2 separate regions of the Homo sapiens genome follow, and region 1 is linked to region 2. Evidence: chromatin contacts called from ENCODE Hi-C or POLR2A ChIA-PET data. All regions are on one chromosome and are shown on one strand. The core of a region is the stretch at or near the end of the contact, and the rest is flanking DNA. Distances in the headings are between cores, read along the strand shown.

Region 1 (4,593 bases), core at 703-3,202, 150 kb after region 2:
TTTACAGCAGCATGATTTATAGTCCTTTGGGTATATACCCAGTAATGGGATCACTGGGTCAAATGGTATTTCTAGTTCTAGATCCCTGAGGAATCGCCACACTGACTTCCACAATGGTTGAACTAGTTTACAGTCCCACCAACAGTGTAAAAGTGTTCCTATTTCTCCACATCCTCTCCAGCACCTGTTGTTTCCTGACTTTTTAATGATTGCCATTCTAACTGGTGTGAGATGGTATCTCATTGTGGTTTTGATTTGCATTTCTCTGATGGCCAGTGATGGTGTGATGCTGATCTTTCAAAGCAGAATTAGGACTGGGCAAGGATGGTGATACAATAATTTAAGATTGATGGACACATTCATTAAGATGAAGGTTTTGAGGTGAGGGTTTCAAAAAGTCTGGATACTAATTATTGAAAGTTGAAGAATTTGATGTTCATTTAAATAGATTTTTTGAGGGGGAAGTTCTTGAAACAAAAATAATTATTTGCAATTTTTATCTCCTACAGCAATAATGTCCTGGAATAGTAAAGTCATGTTGATAAAGACAGTGGAATAGTAGTATCACATTAGCAAAGACAGTTGAATAGTAAAATTATGTTAACATAGGTAGGGGGCTGTGTGCGTAACTGATTTAGGCAGGGCCTATCTGTTACCCAGGATTAACATGGTGGGCAGTGGTGAAGGGCATGGGCTGAGGATTCCAAAAGCCCTGGGCTCGAATGTTGTCACATTCTCTTATGTGTAGTGGCTTAATCTCTAAATTTTTATTCCTTTTCTGCCGTTAAAAACAAGCTTCTAATTTTGTTTGTAACTTTTTATTTTGAACTAATTTTAAACTTACAGAAAATTTCCAAAAAGGTATAGAACAGTCCCTATATCCTTCACCCAGCTTCCTATTATATTAAAATCTTACATAACCATAGCACAATTGCAAGGCCAAAAAATAGTATTGGTACAATGTGATTAAACCACAGACCTGATAATATAGGGTTTTTTTTTTAAGAAAAATTACAAAAAGCATTAGATGCAGTGCCTGGAAAGCATTAGACTCAGTGCCTAGCACTTAGTAAGACCTCAGTAAAGGATTGCAGTTATCTTTATGACCTGGTCATCGAGGGGCTGGCAGGGGAGACCACACCTGGTGCTCAGGGACACTTCTCTGTTTTTTGGCACACAACTTAGGACCACGCAATAAGGCCCTCTACTGCCTTCTCTGTGCTTAGCTTCTGTTACCCAATCGGCATCTTTGAAAGACATCTTCACTTCCTGGGCTCTAAGGATTAATTCAGGGACTTCTGGAGCAGGTTTGGAGAAAGGCTGTTTCAGGAATCATTCAAGATAAAGGACATGGAAGCGGGTTCTACAGGTTGCCTTCCACTAGTTTAGATCTTTGAAAGAATAAGGCAAAATACAGTGTTAACCAACCAGACTACAAACACTTTCCCTGTTTATTCTGTAACATAAACGAAATGGCAGATCATCAGTGGACAACCATAACGAGCCTCGGACTCGGGAAGATCTGGCTATGTTCCTTAAGCCATCAGGGCCTGACAGATCACAAAAAACTTCCAATAGTCGGCGGTCACGTTGGAGAAAAGGGTGGTCCGCATAGACCGACCAGGTCGGCATCTGTGAACCAGAGTCGGACTTCGCAACGTCTGGGGAAACGTCCGGCCCGCGTGGGGGAGCTGGGCTCCGGTTGGCTAGGGCAACCCCGCGGTGCCAGGGCCGGGACACCCACCAGTCTGCCCCGTGCAGTGTCTCGGACGGCGCTTCCAGCGCGGGGCTAAGCAAGGACGGGGCTCCTCCCGCCCGCACCTGGCTGAGCTGGGGGACTCGGGCGGCGGCGTCCTGCTCTCTTCCTGCCAGTCTTACTACCTGGGCTGGGTGGCAGCTCCAGCCCAGCTCTAACTAGCTCCTCTGCGCCCTGCCTGGCCGCTGGCGGAAGTGCGTCTGCGAACCCCTTCCGGCCTTGCGCCCCAGCTTCCAGCGGCTTCAGAGAGGTGTGCAGCGTGTGGGGTCCCCAGTGCGCGCCGCGGAGTCTCCAAATGGGGTCACTTGGGCATGGGGTTTTGTTTCACAACTTGTCTCATCCGAAAGAAAGGGTTTGAGTTCCAGCTTCGCAGCGTTGAGTCCGTCAGTCCTCCCCGCTCAGGTCGGCAGGCGGGAACCTCCCCAGACTTCATTTCTGTCCACCGACCTGGAGTTTCAGTTTTCTCACAAAAGTACACTTTTCCCAATCACTGTAACCATAAATGGCTCAAAATAAAAATGAATTTTTTCTTGACTCTGGAAAACAAATGTAGAAAGAATCAGAATTGTTTCAAACAAAAAGTCATAAAAGATAAATGCAGTCCTCTATTAGGTTAGGCCCATGTTATTAATTCTTGTTCTGCTTGATGTTGGGTTAGTAATCTTCATGAATCCATCAGTTTTTTTTTTTTTAAGAGTTCTGGAAGTTTTTAGCTAGTCCAGTGGTGTGATTTCCAAAGTTATCAGAAACCTGCATTCAAGAGTACTTGGCAGTGTCCTTTCCATGAATTTCCTTTAAGGAAAATAAAATTTTAGACTGTAGCGAATTGTAAATCACTTTTTGAGAAGTAAAGTAAGACAATAATTGTCTGTGGATGGCAAAAGGCTTAGAGTAGCCATGGTTAAACACACAATTAACAAGAAAATCTGGTTATTTCTGTAGCCTACAAAATTTGCCATAATCATAATTATGACTGATAACATATACCAAGACACATCAGAATTTAGGAATATACAATTTCGGAACACATGTTAATAACACATTTATACAAATGTGACTGAAAGTTTTGGGTTTTTTTTTTTTTTGCCTTTTCCCACATCTTCTAATCAACAAAAGTTAAATGCCATTTCTTATTTGACAGTGTTTCCTGTGTGATTTTAACCAAATAAGCCTAATATGTCTCTCTTGGACTATCAGGCATTCCTTATAGAAAATACTTAATTTTAGAATTTGAAATTTGATTTTGGGAATTATGTCAAATATCAAAGTCTTAAAACCTTTGATATCAAAACTAAGATCACAGGTCATAATAATCATTTATTTAGCCAAAGTGATAATTGAAATATTTCAAAAAGCGTAAACCTTTACTCTTTGAAAGAGAGGAGATTCAGTTTTTCAAACAAGAATCTGTCTCTCTCTCTCCTTTTTAAATTTTTAACAGTTTATTCAAAAGATGAACACTAGTCTTATATCTCTTATTAATACTATATTGTTCAAGCAAGAAAATAAAATTCTACTTTGTATCAGTGCATTGTTAATATTAAACCTAATTTTAATAATACCTTATAAACAGATCCATCTATTCTCATCAGCTTTGACCATGCAAGATAAGATTTCCACAAACTTTGTATAACCTTTTACAATTTTTCCTATTCTCTTTCCCCAAATTCCTGCATCCACTCAGTTTATTATTCTTTTTAATCCTTTCACTTTAAAGCAACCATTTTTTAAAAAATTTTACTTTAAATTCCGGGATACAAGTGCAGAACATGTAGGTTTGTTACAAAGATGTGTGTGTGTCACGGTGGTTTGCGGCACCTATCAACTCGTCATCTAGGTTTTAGGCCCGCATGCATTAGCTATTTGTCCAAATGCTATCCCTCCCCTTGCCCCCATCCCCTGACAAGCCCCCATGTGTAATGCTCTCCTCTGTGTCCATGTGTTCTCATTGTTCAACTCCCACTTCTGAGTGAGAACATGCAGTATTTGTTTTTCTGTTCCTGTGTTAGTTTGCTGAAGATGATGGCTTCCAGCTTCATCCATGTCCCTGCATAAAGGACATGATCTCATTTCTTTTCATGGCTGCATAGTATTCCACTGTATCTATGTGCCACATTTTCTTTATCCAGTCTATCATTGATGAGCATTTGGGTTGGTTCCATGTCTTTGCTATTGTAAATAGTGTTGCAATAGACAGATGTGTGCATGTGTCCTTATAGTAGAATGATTTATATTCCTTTGGGTATATACCCAGTAATGGGATTGCTGGGTCAATAAGTATTTCTGGTTCTGGATATTTGAAGAATCACCACACTGTCTTCCACAGCAGTTGAACTAATTTACCTTCCCACGTGTAAAAAGCGTTCCTATTTCTCTACAGCCTCGCCAGCATCTGTTGTTTCTTGACTTTTTAATAATCGCCATTTTGACTGGCATGAAATGCTATCTCATTGTGGTTTTGATTTGCATTTCTCTAATGATTAGTGATGTTGAACCTTTTTGTCTTATGTTTGTTGGCCACATAAATGTCTTCTTTTGAGAAGTGTCTGTTCATATCCTTCGCCCACTTTTTGATGGGGTTGTTTTTTCCTTGTACATTTGTTTAACTTCCTTGTAGATTCTGGATATTAGACCTCTGTCAGATGGGTAGATTGCAGACATTTTCTCCCATTCTGTACGTTGCCTGTTCACGCTGATGATAGTTTCTTTTGCTGTGCAGAAGCTCTTTAGTTTAATTAGATCCCATTTGTCAATTTTGGCTTTCGTTGCAATTGCTTTTGGAGTTTTCATCATGAAGTCTTTGCTCATGCCTATGTCCTGAATGGTATTGCCTAGGT
Region 2 (3,967 bases), core at 1,259-3,758:
AGATAAAGAAAATGCCGTCGCAGGGCTTCCAACCCATCCCATCTACTGACCCAGAAAATAAAAGCATCCCGCCTTTAGATATGGTATCCAGAGATTTTTACTCTTCCAGTGCTAGGCAGGGCCTATGCCCATAAACTAAGCAGGAAGCAGTTACAGAAGATGGACCACTGCCCTTCTGCAGCCTGCTTAAAATTAAGAAGGCATATCTAATCCCTGAGGGAGGAATGAGGTAGGAGGCAGAATTCAACTCCAGAAGTGGGGCTCCAACACCTGACCAAATTGAGGACTAGCTAAAAGAGGGAAGAGGCAGTATCACCTCTCCACCAGACATACCCACCAGTGTGCAATGTCAGTTACCATTGCCATGGCAACACAGGGAAGTTGCCACCCCTTTCCATGGCCATGACCAAGTGACTCAGAAGGTAATACCCCTTTTCTAGAAATTTCTGCATAATCTGGTGCTTAATTTGCATATAATTAAATGTAGGTATAAATGTGACTGCAGAACTGCTTTTGAGCTGCTAGTCTGAGCACACTGCCTAGGGGGTAGCCCTGCTCTGTAAGGAGCAGTACCTCTGCTGCTGCTGTACACTGACACTTCAATAAAAGTTGCTGCCTAATACCACTGGCTTGCCCTTGAACTCTTCCCTGGGCGAAGCAAAGCATCCTTTTGAGCTAAGCCCTAATTTTGGGGCTCACTTGTCCTGCATCATTCTGTTCTATAGAATGTCCCACATGTTGGATTTGGCTGATTGATTTTTTAAAGTGTCATTTAATTCCTTAACTCTCAAACTCACCTGCATGTTGGAATCACCTAGGAAAGTTGGCCAGGCGTGGTGGCTCACACCTGTAATCCCAGCACTTTGGGAGGCTGAGGTGGGCAGATCACTTGAGGCCAGGAGTTTGAGACCAGCATGGTGACGCATGTCTGTAATCCCAGCTACTCGGGTGGCTGAGGCACTAGAATCACTTGAACCCAGGAAGTGGAGGTTTCAGTGAGCCAAGATTGCGCCACTGCACTCCAGCCCTGGGTGACACAGCAAGACTCTGTCGCAAAACAAACAAAAACAACCAAAAAATGTTATTAATGCCTGAGTCCCATCCTGTGACATTCTGATTTAATTGATCTTGGTTGCAGCCTAGGTATCAGGATGTTTTAAAAGCTCCCCAGTGATTCTGTGTGACACAGAGTGTGAAAACTGCTAACTTAACTTATTTCTGTAAATATTTGGATCTAGAAAAGTACTTAGATTCAAGTTCACTTATAAGGATACTTCATGGGCAGTGCCCCCTACCTTCTGTGGTAGCTCATCAAGAGAAAGATATTTTGTAGTATTTTTCATTTGCAACAGTCTTTGGGACTTCTCATTTTCTTAAGTTATGTTATTTCTTAATCCTTGGAATGTAGAGGCATAGGCAAAGAAAGAAAAACTCAAGAAAGTACTGACATGATATTTTTTCCCCTCATAAACTACTGAACTTGCATTTTGTAGCTTCTCCATTCCACTGGGCAGAAAGGGGCTTACTGAAGTGTCCAGTCAAATAACTTACAGTCAATTATGGCTTAAAATCGAGTCCCATCTAGTTCAAAGAATTCTCAGGGCTTTCTTCTATTATAGGATAGGCCTAGTTTATCACATGCCAGGCACTGTTCTAAGCACTTTACACAAGAGTGCTCACAACATTATCTAATCCCTAGTAATGCCTACAACATCCCTATCTACTATTACTTTCCCTATTTACAGATTGGAAAAGTCGGGCACAGGGAGGGTAAGCCAGGATTACACAGGTAACCTGGCTACCTGCGTATCTAGCCACTGTGCTTGACTGTGATTGGGGGCTGGGAAGAAACAGGAAGGAAGAAAGCAGAAGAGAATGGGGTCCCTGAAGCCAGAGACTAGAGAGTTTCTGGAGGTGGAGAGCAGCATAAGCCTGATTGCCAGAGAAGCAGCCATGGAATGTGCAAAGTGGTGAGTGGGGGAGTGGGACAGTGTGTTGAGGATTAGTGGGAGGTGAGGGCTACAGTCAGGGTCGGGAGGAGTAGTCTGGCCTTAAGGAGGAGGAAAAAAAGTGACAGATTAAGGGGGTGAGTGGGGAAGGACCAAGGGCAGCCACTGCTCGCTCCAGGCAAGTGCCTGGTGATGTGTTCTGCTGCTTTGATGTTTCTGAGAGAGACTAAAGGTCCCCCTGCCAGGGTTCTTGGGGCTCTGGGGAACCCCTGCTTTCCAGCTCAATTTTAGTGTCAATTTTATGCCAGCTGCTTAAGCAAGCTTTACATAGGAAAGAAATATGAGCCGCAGCGGCATCCTTCCAGGATTTAAAGGCTCAGTCCTATTTCTTATGATCCAAGGTCTGTCATCCTTTCCTTCTCTATCCCTTAACTGCCTTCCCTTGCGTGGAGGTAAGGACAGGGTAGCTAATGGGTTAATTCGGAGACAACCACCGAGAGAAGCTTCCTAGAGCGCCCAGGAAGTGGCCTTAGTTCCCATCGAGACTTCCTGTGCCCCAGCCTCAACTTCCCTCCTATGTCTGGAGAGTGATCACTTTCACTCCCAAAGACATCCTTTGGTGATACTTACTGTGGGATTCAGAGTGGGGTGCAGAGGACGACCCTGCAAAGGCACGGACTATAAGAGAGATCTGTGCAGCTGCGCCTCAGGGGGTGTCCTGGGCCCCTGGGCATGACAGGAGGGGGACCACTTGCAGTTCTACTGGAAAATTTACCACCCTTCCAGAATCCTCTGAAGATATACAGGTCGCAACTAGAGTGAGACCCGAGTACTGCCTTGGGTCAGAATGGCTAGAGAACCGAGAAAAAACGCAGCCCTGGACGCCCAGTCTGCAGAAGACCAGACGGGGCTCCTGACCGTGAAGGTGGAGAAGGAGGAAGCCTCCGCCTTGACGGCGGAGGTGAGAGCACCCTGCAGCCCTGCTCGGGGCCCCGAACGCTCCCGCCAGCGCTTCCGAGGCTTCCGCTACCCGGAGGCTGCGGGCCCCCGCGAGGCGTTGAGCCGGCTCCGAGAACTCTGCGGACAATGGCTGCAGCCTGAGATGCACAGCAAGGAGCAGATCCTGGAGCTGCTGGTGCTGGAGCAGTTCCTGACCATCCTGCCGGGGAATCTGCAGAGCTGGGTGCGGGAGCAGCATCCAGAGAGCGGGGAGGAGGTGGTGGTGCTATTGGAGTATTTGGAGAGGCAGCTGGATGAGCCGGCGCCGCAGGTAGAAAGAACAGGTTTAGTATCTGAGCGCTGTGGTCTGTTTCCTCCTGAAATCCCAGATCGGAGCGAGGGGCATTCCTTTAAGGTCCAGGAGTTCTTCATCTCTTTTTGTACTGTGAACCTCCTTGGCAGTAAGGTGAAGTCCCTGGACTCCTTCTCAGAATTATATTTTTAAATATATAAAGAAACTATAAAGGATTACAAAAGAACACAACTATATTGACATACAGTTAGCAAAGAATTAAATTTGTATTAAAGTCATATATGTGGATTTTTATTACTGCACTAAATAATAAGACCTAGGGACAGGGCTTATAATTGGCAATTTCAAAATGGCGATAAGCATCTATTTGCCTGGTTGTAATGTGGTGTGAAAACGTGCAGGTTTTGTTGGTGACAAAGTCCTGGGTACTGCTTATGCTACCTTGATTTGTTGCTTCCATTCATAATTGAAGGAAATGTTAACTCTCTCTTAAAGACCAGTAAAAATAAGATTAGTTTTTGTCCTTTCTAAGTTCATGGACCACTTGGGAGAAAGTCCATGGACCACTGGTTATGAACCTCTGGTAGAAAGTGGGCCTATTTTTACCTCCATGTTCTTCCCTGTTTTATGAGGGACTGTTTCCTCTTTGCATCGTCCTGTGTCCCTGTGCACACAACTTCAGAGGACCTGTGTGGCCAAATCTTCTAACTGGTGAGCTGGATACCAAGGTTCTTGACTTAGGTCTATTGCACGCAAGCCCTGTAGC

Evidence for each region. A loop is a pair of places that touch in the nucleus more often than their neighbours do. ChIA-PET counts read pairs that join two places held with the same protein, here RNA polymerase II (POLR2A). Pooled maps may share reads with other maps.
Region 1: a loop to region 2 is called in a map of CD4-positive, alpha-beta memory T cell, with 9 times the contacts of the local background. The contact joins the enhancer-like site here to the promoter of ZKSCAN4 in region 2. A Hi-C loop is called at or near these places in 3 of 168 maps with a recorded cell type or tissue (CD4-positive, alpha-beta memory T cell, CD8-positive, alpha-beta T cell and naive thymus-derived CD4-positive, alpha-beta T cell), 2 of 37 single-sample maps with no recorded cell type and 11 of 50 pooled maps. POLR2A ChIA-PET finds 5 or more read pairs at or near these places in 21 of 52 experiments (AG04450, B cell, CD4-positive, alpha-beta T cell and 18 more).

Annotation. Positions count from the first base shown.
Region 1 is chr6:28,102,135-28,106,727 of GRCh38, reverse strand. No RefSeq gene overlaps it. Among named protein-coding and RNA genes, the nearest start is that of ZSCAN16, 20 kb to the left of the region's middle. RefSeq lists an enhancer at 1,010-1,149. Within about 2 kb of position 1,952, at least 36 of the 41 ENCODE cell types and tissues checked have a DNase peak (open chromatin) inside an H3K27ac peak, as active enhancers do; they include B cell, CD4-positive, alpha-beta T cell and CD8-positive, alpha-beta T cell, where a contact is called at or near this core.
Region 2 is chr6:28,250,810-28,254,776 of GRCh38, reverse strand. ZKSCAN4 (zinc finger with KRAB and SCAN domains 4) reads left to right here and starts at 2,508. Exons shown (of 5, transcript NM_019110.5): 1 at 2,508-3,219. The coding sequence starts at 2,797. RefSeq lists enhancers at 2,700-2,749, 2,880-2,949.